Linked DNA regions of Homo sapiens: region 1 is linked to region 2. A link is a loop called in an ENCODE intact Hi-C map of the cell type or tissue named here. Cell type or tissue: right lobe of liver. All regions are shown on one strand. Links, peaks and the distances in the headings refer to the core of each region. The heading gives the core; the rest is flanking DNA.

Evidence for each region. Hi-C counts contacts between places; a loop is a spot of excess contacts. Peaks named below come from ENCODE experiments on the same cell type or tissue, not always from the same donor. Only the 100,000 strongest peaks of a DNase experiment are listed, where the experiment ranks them.
Region 1: a loop joins it to region 2, with 3 times the contacts of the local background. A loop is called at or near these places in 10 of 110 quality-filtered maps.

What each region holds. Positions count from the first base shown.
Region 1 is chr3:187,599,709-187,608,422 of GRCh38, forward strand. No RefSeq gene overlaps it. Among named protein-coding and RNA genes, the nearest start is that of SST, 66 kb to the right of the region's middle. In right lobe of liver, for the core only: no CTCF peak of the experiment used is centred there; no DNase peak of the experiment used is centred there.
Region 2 is chr3:187,216,087-187,224,683 of GRCh38, forward strand. It overlaps LOC105374260 (a long non-coding RNA gene), which reads left to right and starts at 6,940. Exons shown (of 3, transcript XR_007096209.1): 1 at 6,940-8,161. It also overlaps a transcript of MASP1 not described here. In right lobe of liver, for the core only: a CTCF peak has its summit at 4,267 (motif pointing right); a DNase peak (open chromatin) is centred at 4,275; H3K4me3 peaks cover 708 bases; H3K27ac peaks cover 2,698 bases.

The sequences.
Region 1 (8,714 bases), core at 293-8,292, 380 kb after region 2:
CTCTAACCAAAGATGGGAAGCTAAGTCCCGTCTGGACATTGCAGCGGGTTAAACAGTGTCATCCAAAAAGATATGTCTGAGTCCTAAGCTTCAGCACCTCCCAAAGTGACCTTATTTGAACGTAGGATCTTTGTGGATAAAATTGAGTTAAGAATCTCAGGACGAGATTATCCTAGATTTAGAGTAGGCCATAAATCTAATGATTGGTGGCTTTATAAGAGATTTGAGACACACAGACCCAGAGAGAAATGCAATGTGAAGATGGATACAGAGATTGGAGTGGTGCAATTACAACCCAAGGATGTCAGGGATTACCACAAACACCAGAAGCCAGGAAAGAGGAAAGGAGGCTAATTCATCCTCAGAGCCTCCAGAGGAACAAACTCAGCTGACACCTAATGTCAGACTTCTGGTCTCCAGAACTGTAAGAGAATAAGTTTGTGGTTCTTTTGTATGGCCCAGGAACTAATATGGATACAGTGATGGGTACTTAAATAGAAATGATTGGCTCAGCAGGAAAAGAAACATATATGTGTGTGCATGCAGAAAACTAACCATGCATGTGCTATACAAGATATGAATCAGCTACAGCTATACATAGATGTAGATCAGCTGCAAGTCTTCTTGACATAGGAAGAAGTAAAGAGATTGCTCAGTCACTTCTCCTCCAATCTCTATTGGAGATGTCAATAGGGAAAGGCCAACAAGCTCACCTCCCCAAAGTCTCCTCCGATCCCTCCCCTCGGACCATGGAAAGGGATCTCTTTTGATCTCTGAACTCTCATGGTTCCTCTGTGCTGCCTTCCATTACAGTCAGTTGTGCATACATGTCTGTGTCATATTAAACCAAGCAAGTGGAGGGCAATTCTGTACAGTGGAAAGTGGTTGCATTTGAAATAAGGGTACATAAACTTTCTTTTTACTATGGCCCAGAGTAACGTGCATTCAGGCTTATCTGTAAAGTAGGAATAAAAAGCACCATCAGACATTTCTCACAATCTTTCTGAGTGTTGCAAATAAAATAATTGGAGTGAAAGTGTAGCCAGGAGGAGCATGCAACAGAAAGAGTGTAAACCAGAAAATTCAGTTTACACTAAAAACAAACATAAAGGACCGTTTCTCTTTGCATCCCTCAAAACACAGCTCACCACATAGTTCTGCACATAGGGGGTCTTAGTAAATGTCTGTGCTATCAACAAGGAGTGTGTAAGTGGAGCACAGTCTCTTCAGAAAAGAGTTGGTTACAGATTCTTGAAAACAAACAAATGAGCCAACTAGTTAAATGGATTCTTGCTAATTCCACAAAGGGCATCTTGGGGAACAAAACAACCTAGCACTTCTATTAGCAGTGGGGCTTGGGCAGCCCTGGGCAGGCACATCCCATGCAAATGGAGGGCCATGGTCATAGTCACTGTCAGGGTCATGGTCAGCACGGCCAGGAGTCCAAGAGATCACTTTGACATCTCTGGGATTCAGACTCTAAAAACTGTTAACATCTCACATTTGGCTTTTTCTAATTTTGTAGAATCATAATGAGGCACTTTATTTCTTATTTTTGGATAACTGCTAACTGGATTCTCAGTTAATGTGAAATTTGGGACTTTTTATTTCTCCCGTCAAAGTTCCTACTCTTACTCTATTTCGGGCCCTTGCCAAAGAGTATTATTCGTACAACATTATGATTCAGTTGATTTATGGAACATCTAGATAGTGCTTCTCTAGTTGTCAGGCAAACTTAAGAAATGTCACTGAATAACTAATAAAGCACAGCCTTACAGAGTTTTCTTCAGGAGTTCTTAAGCAGAAATCATGGCCCATAAGGTCTCCATATGGGTCTCAGGAATATTATAACACCCCCCTCCCCAGATTGTTTGTACGTTTGCACATGTAAGTGTATTGTGGGGGAGATCGCTTCCAGCACATCTAGAACAGGCTAAGAACCACTGGATCACTTCGATTTTCTCTTGTAAAATACCTTTACTAATGTGTTTTCCATGTGCCAGGTCTTCTGTAGGTGCTTTACCTATGTTATCTCATTTAATACTCACAACAACCTTCTACCTTAGGTATTTTTATTGTCAGTACTAATGAAACAATTGAGTAACTTGGCTTAGTTTGATTTAATCTAACTTGACCAAGGTTACTTCACTAGCAAGATGGGCGGGATTCCAATTTGCCACAGTCTGAAGAGCGTTTACACACTCCACTGCACAATAGCCATTTTCACTAACATGGTTTAGTTTTGTGTGTTGTTATTTATCACAGGGAACACTCCTTCAGAGCCACTGATTTCTGGATGAAGTTGAAGGTCACCACTATAAGCTGGGTCAGGTTCTGCCTTCTTGTGCTGCCACAGGGCTCAGACACGAGGGTGGTGGGCTGAGCAGGAGAGGAGGGAGGACCTGCTGCTTTGAGGAGCAGGATGGACATGTGGGAGTTGCCTGATTGTGGCTCTGTGAAGCAATGCCAGAACAGAATCTTGCTCCGGTCCCTCTTACAAGTGGGAACTGAGACCCAGGAAGCAAAAATGGCCCTGCCTAAAACATTAATTAGCCCAGAGCACAAAGTAAAGGAACTTGTAAAGACTGGGAGGTGGGACTCCCTGGTTCAAGTCCAGGTTCCGCCTGCTGGGCAACCTCAGGAAAGTCTCCTCATCTGTTCCTCAGTTTCCTCATCTGAAAAATGCGGAGATTGAATTATATTATTTCAGAGTCATCTTCCACTTCATCACAACGAGGTCACTTATTCAAGCTTCCTTTTTCGGCGTATTTTGATCATGTATTGTAAAAGTGCAAAGTATTGGAATGATAAATCAAATCTCATAGTTTTCAAGGTCATCAACAGAGTCTGGGAGGATATTTTTATTTACGAATCATCTCTTTATAAAAAAGGCACATTGAAAGTTAATAGAAGTCATTATTGGTGATATCATCGGCAAAAATAGCAGGACATGATCCAGGGTAGGTAATTTAAGATGATGGATTATCAAAGAGCTTGTCTCTTGTCAGCTCAAAAAGCTTTCTGACTGCTTGCTTTCCGTTTCCAAAGCGTCAAACTCAAATAGCTCTTCACAAAAACAATATAGTTAGAAAAAGTAACATCACTGCTTTATGAAGCCTAGCGCCCACCACCACTCCTTTTCTGGTCTCTCAACTTTATCTCACAGTGCTGTGAAGAAAGGGAGTGGTCATTTATCATATGCCATCACATGTGATAATCTCAACAAACTTAGCAGAATGTTTTTAAGATTCTCATTTTATTGATGAGAAAACTGACACTCAAGAAGTTAAACAGGACAGAGTTAGCAAGTACTGAAATTTGAATTAGAAAAGGTGGCTGTAGCCTCCACATTCACCAGGAACTAAATGGAGTTAAAGTTCAGAGTTTCATCTTCAGATCAAGAATAACCTATTTATTCATTTATTGACCTTTCACAATCCCCAGTGTTATGAGTTAAATTATGTCCCCCAAAATTGTATGTTGAAATCCTAACTCCCAGAACCTTAGAATGTAATGCTAATTGGAGGGAGACCCTTCACGAAGACAATCAAGTTAAAATTAGGTCCTTAGAGTGCACCCTAATCCAATATGACTGGTGTCTTTATAGAAAGGGGAAATTTGAAGATGGAAACAGACATGTGCAGGGAAAACGCCATGTGAAGATGAAAGCAGAGATAAGGGTGATGTTTCTATGAGCCAAGGAACAACAAAGGTTGCCAGCAAGCCACCAAAAGACGGGGGAGAGGCATGGACCAGATTCTCTTTTACAGCCCTCAGAAGGATCCAACTCTGCCGATGTCTGGATTTCCGACTTCCAGCCTCCAGAATTGTGAGACAATACATTTCTGTTGTTCAAGCCACTAAGTTTGTGGTACTTTGTTACAGCAGCCCTAGCAAACTAATACATTCAGTAAGGTGAATATTAGAGGCCAGTAATGGTTTCATGAGTACCACCAGTCACAGCCATGGTGGTCCTTCACATTCAGTGCAAAGCTCTTCCCATCCATGAGAGTTTTTAGCTGCCCCCCACAAAGATGAAATATTAACTTGGTCTCCTCCGTTATCCTAGTAACCAAGTAGCAGAATCAAAATTTAGACCCAAGAACTGTTTCTAGGTTCAGTGTGAATCCCCTGTACAATACTAACTCCCAGGGACACTTACCAGGGCCATGATCCCAAAAATATCAGTATCATGCCCATCTTTTCATCTTTGTAATTTTCAGTTATAACTTGAAGGCTTTTTGGGGCTTTGCACATTCCCTGATGGAGTGTAGCACGGAGAAACTTGAATGCCTGTCTCATTTTTCAGAAGACTTCTCCAACAGAGAAGCATTTTAGGAATGAAAGCTTTAAGTTTTCTCTGCATCTGGCCAAGGAAGATATTAAAGGAGTTAGCCCAAAGCCGCTACTCCCAATGTAATATGCATTTATTGACTTTCTACCATGCTCCTAGTACTGCGCTGGGCTCTTGGAAGATGACGGTGACTAAGACACAGTGCTTATTCTCAATAGCTCATAACCAGGGAGAGGCAGACATGTAAAGAGAGAATTTCCTAGAGGTGCATTTAGCCCAGCCTGATGGTTCAGAGACATCTTCTGGGAAGAGGTGATGGCTGAGCAGAGGACCACCTTTGCTTTTGTAATTCTCCTAAATGTGACACAGGTCCCCTGAAGAACAAAAGCTTCCAGAACACCTCAGAAAATTCATCACCCAACGTGCTGGCTAGAAAAGGAAATAAAATATCTGCCTTCCAAATTTTATAACTTCTTTCCTCCTTCCAAAAATAGTTCTCACTTCTACCTTAATGACAGTGGGAAATTTTTTATGTCTTATAAAAAAGCTAATACTGTTCTATATTCTGGATAGTCTACATTTTTTAGCATTTCCTCCGTGCTAGATACTTTGCTAAGTACTTTTCATATTCGACCTTATTTAATTTCCACTTTATAGATGAGTAAACTTTAAAAGGTTAATTAATTTACCCGTGGTCATAAAAGTGGCAGAGAATGAAAGTTCTCTGCTTAATATCCACCCTACTCTCTTCCTTAGAATAGACTCCAATTTTATTCAGTCAATAAAATACTCAGCTAAAAACTATACTTCCCAGCCTCCCTTATGATTGAAGTAGACATGTAACATAGTCACTTGTAGGGAGCTGGTTCTAAGAAGCTCTTTAAAGGAGTCTGAATAAGATTGCACATGTTACTGTGTTTCTTACCCTTCTCTATGCTTCTTTAAAAAAATTCCATTCATTGTTGGGGTACAGGTGGTATTTGGTTACATGACTAAGTTCTTTAGTGGTGATTTGTGAGATTTTGGTACACCCATCACCTGAGCAGTATACACTGCATCCTATTTGTAGTCTTTTATCCCTGCTCCCCCTTGCATCCTTCCCCCCAAGTCCCCAAAATCCATTGTCCATTGTATCATTCTTATGCCTTTGCATCCTCATAGCTTAGCTTCCACATATCAGTGACAGCGTACAATGTTTGGTTTGCCAATCTTGAGTTACTTCACTTAGAATAATAGTCTCCAGTCTCATCCAGGTCACTGAAAATGCCATATTTTCAGCATATAAACGAGCATATTTTCAGCAAACAGTGACAGTTTGGCTTCCTTTTTACCAATTTGGATGCCCTTTATTTCTTTCTCTTGTCTGATTGCTCTGGCTAGGACTTCCAGTACTATGTTGAAGAGGAGTAGTGAGAGTGGGCTTCCTTGTCCTGTTCCAGTTCTCAGAGGGAATGCTTTCAACTTTTCCGCATTCAGTATTATGTTGGCTTTGGGATTGTCATAGATGGCTTTTATTACATTAAGATATGTCCCTTATATGCCAATTTTGCTGAGAGTTTTAATCATAAAGGATGTTGGATTTTGTCAAATGCTTTTTCCGTATCTATTGAGATGATCATGTGATTTTTGTTTTTAATTCTGTTTATGTGGTGTATCTCATTTATTGACTTGCATTTGTTAAACCTTCCCTGCATCTCTGGTATGAAACCCACTTGATCATGGTGGATTGTCTTTTTGATGTGTTGTTGGATTCGATTAGCTAGTACTTTGTTAAGGATTTTAGCATCTATGTTCATCAGGGATATCAGTCTGTAGTTTTCTTTTTTGGTTATGTCCTTTCCTGGTTTTGGTATTAGCGTGATGCTGGCTTCATCGAATTAATTAGGGAGGGTTCCCTCTTTCTCTACCTTGTGGAATAGTGACAAAAGGATTGGTACCAATTCTTCTTTGAATGTCTGGTAGAATTCTGTTGTGAATCCATCCAGTTCTGGACTTTTTTTGTTGGTAATTTTTAAATTACCATTTCAATCTTGCTGCTTGTTATTGGTCTGTTCAGAGTATCTAATTCTTCCTGATTTAAGCTAGGAGGATTGTATTTTTCCAGGAATTTATCCTTCTCTTTTAGGTTTTCCAGTTTATTTGTGTAAAGGTGTTCATAGTAGCCTTCAATGATCTTTTGTATTTCAGTGGTGTCAGTTGTAATATCTCTCATTTCATTTCTTAATGAGGTTATTTGAATTTTCTTTCTTTTCTTGATTAATCTTGATAATGGTCTATTTTATTTATCTTTTCAAAGAACCAGCTTTATGTTTCATTTATTTTTTGTATTATGTTTTGTTTGTTTGTTTCAATTTCATTTAGTTCTTCTCAGGTTATTTTCTTTCTTCTGCTGGGTTTGGGTTTGGTTTATTCTTGTTTATCTAGTTCCTTGAGGTGTGACCTTGGATTGTCAAGTTTGTGCTCTTTCAGTCTTTTTGATGTAGGTATTTAGGGCTATGAACTTTCCTCTTAGCACTGCCTTTGCTGTATCCCAGAGCTTTTGATAGGTTGTTCTTGCATGGTTTTGAAGCTTCCCTTTGGAGCTGATTTCCAGTTTTATTCCACTGTGGTCTGAAAGAGTGCTCAATATAGTTTCAATTTTCTTAAATTTATTGAGGCTCATTTTATGGCTTATCATATGGTCTATCTATCATATTATGGCTTATCATATAGATATCATAAATATCATACGATTTATCTTGGAGAAAGTTCCATGCACTCTTGAATAGAATGTACATTCTGTGGTTGTTGGATGAAATGTTCTGTATATATCTGTTAAGTCCGTTTGTTCCAAGGTATAGCTTAAATCCATTGTTCCTTTGTTGACTTTCTCTCTTGATGACCTGTCTAGTGCTGTCAGTGGAGTACTGAAGTCCCCCACTATTATTGTGTTGCTGTCTATCTCAGTTTTTAGGTCTATTAGTAATTGTTTTATAAATTTGGGAGCTCCAGTGTTAGGTGCATTTATGTTTAGGATTGTGATATTTTCCTGTTGGACAAGGCCTTTTACCATTACATAATGTCCCTCTTTGTCTCTTTTAACTGCTGTTGCTTCCAAGTTTGTTTTGTCTGATGTAAGAATAACTGCCTCTGCTCGCTTTTGGTGTCCATTTGCATGAAGTGCCTTTTTCCACCCCTTTACTTTAAGTTTATGTGAATCCCTATATGTTAGGTTAGGCTCCTGAAGGCAGCAGATAGTTGGTTGGTGAGTTCTTATCCATTCTGCAGTTCTGTATGTTTTAAGTGGAGCATTTAGGCCATTTACACTCAATGTTAGCATTGAGATGTGAGATACCATTGTATTCATCATGCTATTTGTTGTCTGTGTACCTTGGTTTATTTTGTTTCTTGTTTTTGCTTTTTAAATTGTGCTTTTGTTTTATAGGTCCTGTATGATTTATGCTTTAAGAGGTTTTGTTTTGATGTGTTTCCAGGATTTGTTTCAAGAGTTAGAGCTCTTTTAGCAGTTCTTGTAGTGGTGGCTTGGTAGTGGCAAATTCTGTCAGCATCTGTTTGTCTGAAAAAGACTGTATCTTTCCTTCATATATGATGCTTAGTTTCGCTGGATACAAACTTCTTGGCTGATAATGGTTTTGTCTGAGGAGGCTGAAGATAGGGCGCCTATCCTTCCTAGCTTGTAGGGTTTCTGCTGAGAAATCTGCTGTTAATCTGATAGGTTTTCTTTATAGGTTATCTGGTGCTTTTGTCTCACAATTTTTAAGATTCTTTCCTTTGTCTTAACTTTAGATAACCTGATGACAATGTGCCTAGGCAATGATCTTTTGGGGATGAATTTCCCAGGTGTTCTTTGATCTTCTAGTATTTGGATGTCTAGGTCTCTAGCAAGGCTGGGGAAGTTTTCCTCGATTATTCCCCCAAATATGTTTTCCAAACTTTTAGATTTCTCTTCTTCCTCAGGATCACCAATTATTTTTAGGTTTAGTGGTTTAACATAATCCCAGACCTCTTGGAGGCTTTGTTCATATTTTCTTATTCTTTTTTCTTTGTCTTATTGGATTGGGTTAATTCCAAGACCTTGTCTTTGAGCTCTGAATTTCTTTCTTCTACTTGTTCGATTCTATTGCTGAGACTTTCCAAAACATTTTGCATTTCTATAAGTGTGTCCAATATTTCCTGAAGTTTTGATTTTTTTTCTTTATGCTATTTCCTGGAATATTTCTCCCTTCACTACTTATATTGTCTTTTTTTTATTTCCTTGCATTGGGCTTTACCTTTCTTTGGTGCCTCCCTGATTAGCTTAATAACTAACCTCCTGAATTCTTTTTCAGGTAAATCAGGGATTTCTTCTTGGTTTGGATCAATTGCTGATGAGCTGGTATGGTTTTTGAGGGGTGTTAAAGAGCCTTCTTTGGTCATATTA
Region 2 (8,597 bases), core at 598-8,597:
TGTACTCATGAATATTTATTTTATACTTTGGGTTATTATCCAATGCTATGTTGCTTTGTTGCTCAACATTCCAGCTTTGGCCAGTGGAAGCTCTTTCATTTGGCTCCTGTGTCCCTTTGACATATCCTCAGCGTTTCTTCACTTTCTGGGACTGCAAGATGCTCCAGTCTCAGCTTGTGTGTTTCTTGCCCCAATCCCGGAATCAGTCATTTCTTCAAAGAGCCTGTGTTCCTTTTATCGGATGATGATATTTTAGAAACCAAGACCTGTGTACTAAGAGTGCTCATTGTTGCTGGGGTATTTGTGCTCCTAAGTCGGCCCACATTTTACACTTCACTGCACTCCAGGTTGCTCACCTGTAAAAGGGGGATAAGTATAGTCCTTTCATGAATTTTCTTGTGAAAATTAAATTAGAGAATGTGTATAACAAGCAGATAGTAAGTACTCAAAAATGTTAGTGGTGATTATTTCCCATATAACCTTTTACATTTGAGTGAACTTATAATTTTCTAAGTTCTTTCCTATCTGCTAATTCATCAGATTCAACAGCCTCAGGAGAGAGGTTATTCTAGCGGTGTAGAGATGGGAAAATTAAATAAATAAGGGAGTCAACCTACGCTGCACTAGAATTCAAGTCTTTTGATTTTGAGACTTATTCTAGACCAAGATTGGTTTCCACCTCTGTCATATGAGTGGTCTACATTCCCCTCCCTGACTCTTGCCCAACTCTAGCTTGAAGGGCTTCTTGGTGGTGGTGTTTCTTTGATTCTTGTTCTCCATTGAGTAAGATTAACTCAAGGCAGAAAGAAGGCATGTACTCCAATCCAGAACAGGCCACTCATAGACATGGCACCATATTTTCTAAACCAAACACTGAACATATGATTCAAATTTATTAAATGCCACTGATAATAGTAAATTTAATAAATGAGTGGCATTTAATAATTGTAATGTGGATGCAGAAACATTGACATTCTGGGATATTTTGATAATTTACAGGAATAATAGGACAGGTATTTAAACAGAACTGACCCAAAAACCTAAGACATGCTTTTGTATCTACAACAATCTTCCCATCATAGTCTCTCTCCCTTCATGGTACAGTGATCCTACACGAATACAACAAAATGTTGGTAAATGAAAGCAACTCACTATAATCATCAGTGCATAAAAGACATACAAACAAACAGGGAGCTTTGACTCAATGCAGATGTTTATTAGAACTAATGTTTGTTTTTTCATACGAGCAACAGCTTCTGTTGTTAATAAAATCCGGGCATGATTATTATTGCTAACAGCAGCACTCATGGTATGAAATTATAGCTTCAGTTATACAAACTGTATTCTAGAGAGGTGGGTTTTGGTTGCACAAAGAGGAGACCTTTTAAAGAGGCAGCACATTTAAAACATTTTCTTACTTATTTTTTTAAATTAATATTCACAATCAGTGATTCAAAAAGCAGCAATTTTAAAGTTGAATGAGCTGCAATTGGGGGTAGTGAGTTTCTCATCAGTAGAAATGCTCAAGAATGAGGTCGCGAAGTTAGACAAGGTTGTTGTCCTCACAGATACTCCAGCCCTCTGCTTCTATGGCTCTGTGAGAGATCTGGGTTTCTTGGACCTTAGCAGCAGTGCAGGAGCTGGCACAGCTAATAAGTGCTTGTAGGTCACGGGGAAGCCTGGGTTCCATGGCCTATTTAGACATTTTCTCAGGATAAGGATGAAATTGCAATTGGAGAAATAAACAGAATAAGCTGGGTCCAGCCAGAAGTCAGTATTTGTGCACAAACCTTGAGGCCATTTCAAGTCCTGTTTAGAATTCTAACTTTAAGGAGAAAAGCTCTTTTTGGTGTTGGTTCTGATCCCAGAAAAAGAGTCCACTGGACATGTGTTTTTGTGGGAGGAGCTGGTATAATAAAGGACATCTTGAGTGGACATTTACTATTGTTCTCCCTCCATGTGGAAGGCCTCCTCCGTCTTACCTGTGGACAAGGCTCTGGTCCAGTCACCTCTTCTGGGAAGCCTTCTTGATTGATATCTCCTCCCCCAAAACCTTCATACCAGAATGGTCTTTCTTTTACCTCCATGACTTTCCAAAGCAGCACTTGGCAGGGTTTGTTCTATTACATGGTAGTCAATTACATATGTTTCATGTCTCCCAATAGGAGCTCCTAGAAGGTATAAATGATACTCTCTTCATCTAGGTAGTTCCCACAGGAGCCACCACAGCCTGGGATGTTGGGGTGTGCCCAGGCAGTGCTTGAAATGGGAAGATATGGTGTCTTGGGATGCCTTGGGATGATTCCAAAACAGCATTACAGTTCTTCTTTGGCATTGAAAATGGAGTTTCTGCTAGCTTGACAAGTGTCTGATGGAGCTGGGTCCCATTGCCACCTTCCCCTTACAGAATAAACAGCAGGGCACAAAGAGGTAGAATGACTTGTTTATAGAACCAGAGGCAGGCTGTGAATTGCTGTCCCTGAGTATTCAGCCTGGGGCTTAATATATATATATATATGTTCTCATTCTCCATTATCTTCCTCTTTTTTTTCAAGAGACCTGGAATTACTCCAACAGCTGCATACAGGTCAAGAGTTAAAGTCCCCCAGGGAAGATCAATTTCTATAAAACAGAAGACAGGAACTTGGAGCTTCTGATCCCTTGGAGGGCTTATATCTTGGAGCTCTGGAGGGCATAAAGTCTCTAGAAGCTTCCTGAGAGAGGATGGGAGAGGCATTTTGCTTGGAAAACACTTATGGCCTTGCAAGATGAGGGAGTTCAGGGTGAGGCTCAGGGGTGAGGAGTCGGGGAACGGCTGCTTGGGGTCAGCTGTGGACATAGGAAGGAAGAGTATAGGGGCCTGGGGTACAAACTACCAGGGCCCACCTCATGCAGCCCAGTTTCCCAAGAAGGGAAGGAGGCCAGGGCCCAGAGCAGATGCTCTGCTTAGGAATAAGGAAGGATCCTTTGGCTCACACTTTGCCTGTCCCATGTCCTTGGGAACCCACCCGTAGTGGAAAGGGGTGGGTATTTCAGGAGCAGCAGCAGCAGCATTTTGTCTGCATCAAAGTTCCTTTGAACCGATTGTAATTTTTGCCTTTTGGTTACATTGGCTTTACCTCATCTTATCAGGGGGAAAATGGCTTCATTGTATCTTAGATCGTCAGAGCTTTGAGGACCCTTTGAGATGAGGGAGGAGGACTTGCATAGGGTCATACAGGGGGCTAAGGGCAGAGCTAGTTCTAGAACCAGGTGTCTGCCTTCCCAAACCACAATCCCCAGGCTCCCTCCTGTCCCTGCTTCTCTCAGGCCCTCCCGCAATCTGTCATCTAGTGCATGTTCCTAGTTACATTTGCTAGGGGACATACCACAGGACTCAGAACCTTGTCTGTTTTACTTTTTTAGGGATGAGGGTGAAGATTGATGTTGGGCAAGTTGCACGGTGGCAAAAAAGCATACAGCATTTAAGGGCAGATGGAGATGGTCAAGGTTGAGGGGAGAGGTGTGTCACTGATCAATGCTAAGACCCAGGCAGGGGTTTGTAAGAGAGCTTCGTCTGCCTGGTAGACACATCGACCTTCTGCTAAGGTGCATTTATTGAAAACAGTGTATGCTATGCACTCTGTTAAGTGCTATGCATCTATTAGTTAATCTTTTCCTCATCAGACTTTTACGAGGTAGGTAAGGTATAGCATTTCCATCTTATGAAGAAACTGAAGTTCGAAGAGATGAAGTCACCTGCCCAGCACTGCAAACTAGTAAGTGATAGAGCCTGGATTCGGCCTGTGTTCTGACCACTCTCTTGCTCCATCTCTTTAAAGAGAGTGAAAAGGGGGTGAAGATACCTGCTCTATTGCCCAGTAATGGATAGGCCGAAGGAGGGGGGATGGGAGGAAGGAAAGGAGAAATGGCTGCTTTCATCGGAGGATCGTCCTCTGCTACTGACTGCCCACAGCTGGTGGTGCTGGGGCTGAGGAGCCAAATTCAGTTCCTCACTCCGGTGACCCTCTGGATCCAGTCCTTGTTGTGGTGGATGTAAGAGTATACTCCGTAGCGGTCCTTCTTCCCACAGTCATCACCCCAGGACACAGTGCCCACCAGGTACCACTGGCCTCTTTCTCTATTCAGGGTCACCATGGGGCCTCCAGAGTCACCCGCACAGGCGTCCTTTCCCCCTAGGTGAAAAAGAGACATAGATGAAGATAAAATGCCCCTTCCCAGCCCAAGTCTCCTTCTCCCATGTATGGGTTGTAGTTCAGAGAATTGGGCACTAGAGGGCATAGCAGACCGTTGGACCCAAACCTCAGCTCTGGGCAGTTCTAGGTCAGGCCGCATCAGAGCTCAAATGATTCTAAAAAGCCCTGATTCAGACCTCTTTCTTTCTTTTCTTTTCTTTTTCTTTTTTCTTTCTTTTTTTTTTTTTTTTTGAGATGGAGTCTCGCTCTGTCACACCCAGGCTAGAGTGCAGTGGCACGATCTCGGCTCACAGCAACCTCTACCTCCTGGGTTCAAGTGATTCTCCCTCCTCAGCCTCCCGAGTAGCTGGGACTACAGGCACCTGCCACCATGCCCGGCTAATTTTTGTATTTTTAGTAAAGATGGGATTTCGCCATGTTAGCAAGACTGGTCTCGAACTCCCGACCTCAGGTGATCCACCCGCCTCGGCCTCCCAAAGTGCTGGGATTACAGGCATGAACCACCGTGCCCGGCCAAGGCCTCTTTCTTAAGGGAAACACTGAACTTGGGAAGGGAATGATGAGCATCCTGTAAATATCTTTTCTCCGATGCATCTTCTCCTGTGGAATCCCTCCTCCCACGGCCTTCCTCCAGTCCCCCGCGCCCCCACACTGCCAGCCCACCAGGTTGGGAGGCCTCTGTGCTCCCTTGCTGGCTCTGCACCACTCCCTGGCTGGCAGCGCCCCTGTTGTATGCCAGCCTCTTAACCCACCTTCCTTCTCCCCAGCACAGATCATGTCCCTGGTCACTTTCTTCTTCAGCGGGGCATAAGCCTTCTGGCAGGTGCTGTGGTCAACAATCGGGATTTCAATCTAGAACACAAAGCTGTTATTGGTCCTCATCCCCGGCTGAGAAGCCTCTGCTATTCTGACACCCCTGAAGACGGCTCCTCTCCACTCCATACCTGGACGGACCTGTGTCTACCTTAGACTTGATCTAAGAGACTGCCCCATGCTACAGGTGAAGGAACAGTTGAATGGAGAATCAGGAGGCCCGTGTTCTAGGGCAGTCTTGGCTGTGAAGACCTTGGCTGTGTGAACTTGGGCAAGTCACATGCCCTCTCTGGGCCTCAGATCTCTCTTCAGTAAGATAGAGGTAATAATACTTGCCTAGGAGATGTATTAGTCAATAGGACAATGTATACAAAAATGAAGTTTGGTTTTCTTTTGTCTCACCCCTACTGTAGGACCTAGAACATGTGGCTTACTCATTGTTTTTCAGACTCTGAGACCCTTTTTCCTCATCTGAAAAATGGAGGTTGCAGTATTTGATATACTAATCATTGTACAAAGAGGAGAGGCAGGAACAAGTGCTTTGTAAACTACACACACTGTATAAATATTAGCTACTGTGGAGTTATCACTGCTGGCTTTGCAGCAAGCACTTTGTTATGTTGTCCTCCCTCTCTACAGTATGAGCATCTGTCTCGATGCTGGATCTGTATTTTATGCATTTCTATCTTACATTGCTTGGAGCTTAGTAGATACCCAGAAAATATATATATTTTTTGCAATGCAGCAAAATCGATACATAAAAATAAGGCATTGTGACTATTATTGCCCTTGATCCAGTGTGGGGGTAACTGTTGGAGTAGATGTCTGGAATAAAAAGAGGAAACATATGATTCTCTTTCAGTCAAATCAAGAACTGAATGGGCCATATTCTCTAAATGGACAACTCCTGTTGCCCTTGCTGGGAGGAAACCAGAGGCCATTCAGATCCCTCTTGGGTCATGGCCTTCCCTGGATAAGGGGAGAGGAAGCCAGGGCAGGGTGGTCCTGAGGACAGATCCTCAGCAACTGCTGAGCACCTGATTCATCGTTCAGGTATCATTTCAGCATCACTTCCTTTGGGAATGCCTCCTGAACCCCTGAGACAAGATCAGATTCTCTTTCATATGTTCTGGAGCATCCTGCATTTCTCTCTCTCCACCTTTATCACATCCATAACTACTTTCTGTCCATTCCACTTGACCATGAGCCCAAGGGGGCCAGGGACCAGATCTATCCTTTTACCCCAGCACAGCTAGTAGCTAGTACAGTGTCTGGTACCAAGGAAACACCAAATAGACCCCCGGGAGTTAGTGAATGAAGGGATGAATGGTTGTTGCAAATCCCAAATTTTAAAATATGTCAAAATAATATATGTGGAAGAATTTAGAAACTAGCTGTGTCAGTCATAGGCCCCGGTGATATCAGAGCCAAGCAACTCTTTGATGGCAGCTCGTGTTGCCCCATAACTCTGCAGTTGGAAATAGTATCTTATGGTCTAGAGAGGCAAAATAACTTGCTTCAGATGACCCAGCAAGTTAGTGGGAGCCAAGACTTGAAACTATGGCTCCTTACTTTTAGTTAAGTGTTTTTTTTTTTTTTCCTTGAACTGATAGGAATATGAACTTCTAAGTGTAACTGCCAAGTTCATTACTGCAAGGACTGTGGTTCTCAAGAGCCTGGCTCATTCTGGCCAATTTGGTGTACAGTTCTCATGGTGCACAGCTGGATTGTCACCATGGGGGTGTCTAAACTTGCTGTTTTCTGGGAGAATTTTCATAAGCTAAGCCTTTAATAAGCTACCAGAAAAACTTAACCGTGTTTAGAGGCTAGAGTCCATGACATGTAGAACAAACAAATCAAGCTTTCTGGGGTTCAAAGTCCCATTGAACTTTGGAGGTGGGTCTGGGCTCCTAGTTTCCCACTCACCAACCCCCACCCAAGCCTCAAAATCCCTAAGGGAACAATACGGAGCAGGAAGGCCCAGTGCAGAGCTGAGGTGTCACTGTCTGTAGGTTATAAAGTGAACTTCACCTCCATCAGGGTCTCTGGGAACCTTTGCAAGAACTGCTTCCCCCAGCCGCTGACGATGACCATGGCTCCTGGAGGAGAGAAGATACTGTGAGAACAGAGAAGCTATCTGTGGGGTGTTTGGAGGGGTGCAGCTTGCAGCTCCATCATCCTCTTCTGTGGAGGAAAGACTGGATTGTTCTTCTCAGAGAAAGGTGGTGTGGTGGGGAGGAAGACGTGAAAGGCAGCTGGGCTACAGATTACCTGCAGCAGAGCTAGGGGCACTGGTTTCTATGATGTGTTACTGGCTTACTTGTTTAGTTTTCTATTCTGTCCCACCCTCAACTAGTCTGAAACCTAGGGTCCATGAGAGCAGAATCTCATTCTTGGTCACTGCTATATCACAGTGCCTATAGCAATGCTGTCACATAGTAGGTGCTCAATCAAGAACAGCGAATAAATAAAAAGCCCAGCCTAGTCCACTATGTGCTATGGTGCCTTTAGCCAGCCCTCCTCTCTGCTCCCCTTCTAAGCCTCTGTTTTCCTATCCATAAAATGAGGAGGCTGGACTTGGTATTCTCTAAAACCCCTTTCAGAGTTGACATTCTAGAAGTCTATGAAGTTGGTAAATCTGTGGGGCAATGTGGAAGTGGGTTGAGCACTGACAGAGCAATTATTTTCTCATTTGAAAAAGAGCCTGGATACTGAAAACAGTGTTGGGCTTAAAGTCAGAAAACCTGTACTATATCCCTAGATCTGCTTCATACAAGCTGCATCTCGGGTGAGTCACCTCACCCTGCTGATCCTTAGTTTTCTCGTTTGTAAATGAGGCTACAGTGCCACCTTGCAAGGCTTGCATGGTTCGTAAATAAGTTAATGAACATAAAGCACCTGGTGGGCACATGGCACCCAATGAGTCAAAGCCAGCTACACCTGTGCCTTTCCTGTTGGCTCAGTTCCCCTAAATACTCCTCAGATTACATCTCAGCCATTTTTCTTTTGAGCTAAAGGAAGTGAACTTGATGTGGCACCACTGAAATTAGAATGAAAAGGAAGCCAGCTGACATGGGTCACCTATGTTTAAGTATTATCTCAAACACGGAAATGCCACAGCCACCACATGGGATAGCATCTCCAGTTTAGAGGTAAGGGGATTGAGGCTTACTGAGGTTAAATAACTTCCTGAAGATCACCCAGCTGGGAAATGGTCACAGTGGTGTTTGAGCCTGTGCTGAGTATTTTTTTTTTTTTTTTTTTTTTTTGAGACGGAGTCTCGCTCTGTCGCCCAGGCTGGAGTGCAGTGGCGGGATCTCGGCTCACTGCAAGCTCCGCCTCCCGGGTTCACGCCATTCTCCTGCCTCAGCCTCCCAAGTAGCTGGGACTACAGGCGCCCGCCACTATGCCCGGCTAATTTTTTGTATTTTTAGTAGAGACGGGGTTTCACCGTTTTAGCCGGGATGGTCTCGATCTCCTGACCTCGTGATCCGCCCGCCTCGGCCTCCCAAAGTGCTGGGATTACAGGCGTGAGCCACCGCGCCCGGCCTGTGCTGAGTATTAAGCCATTGTCCCCCAGCTTGAGAC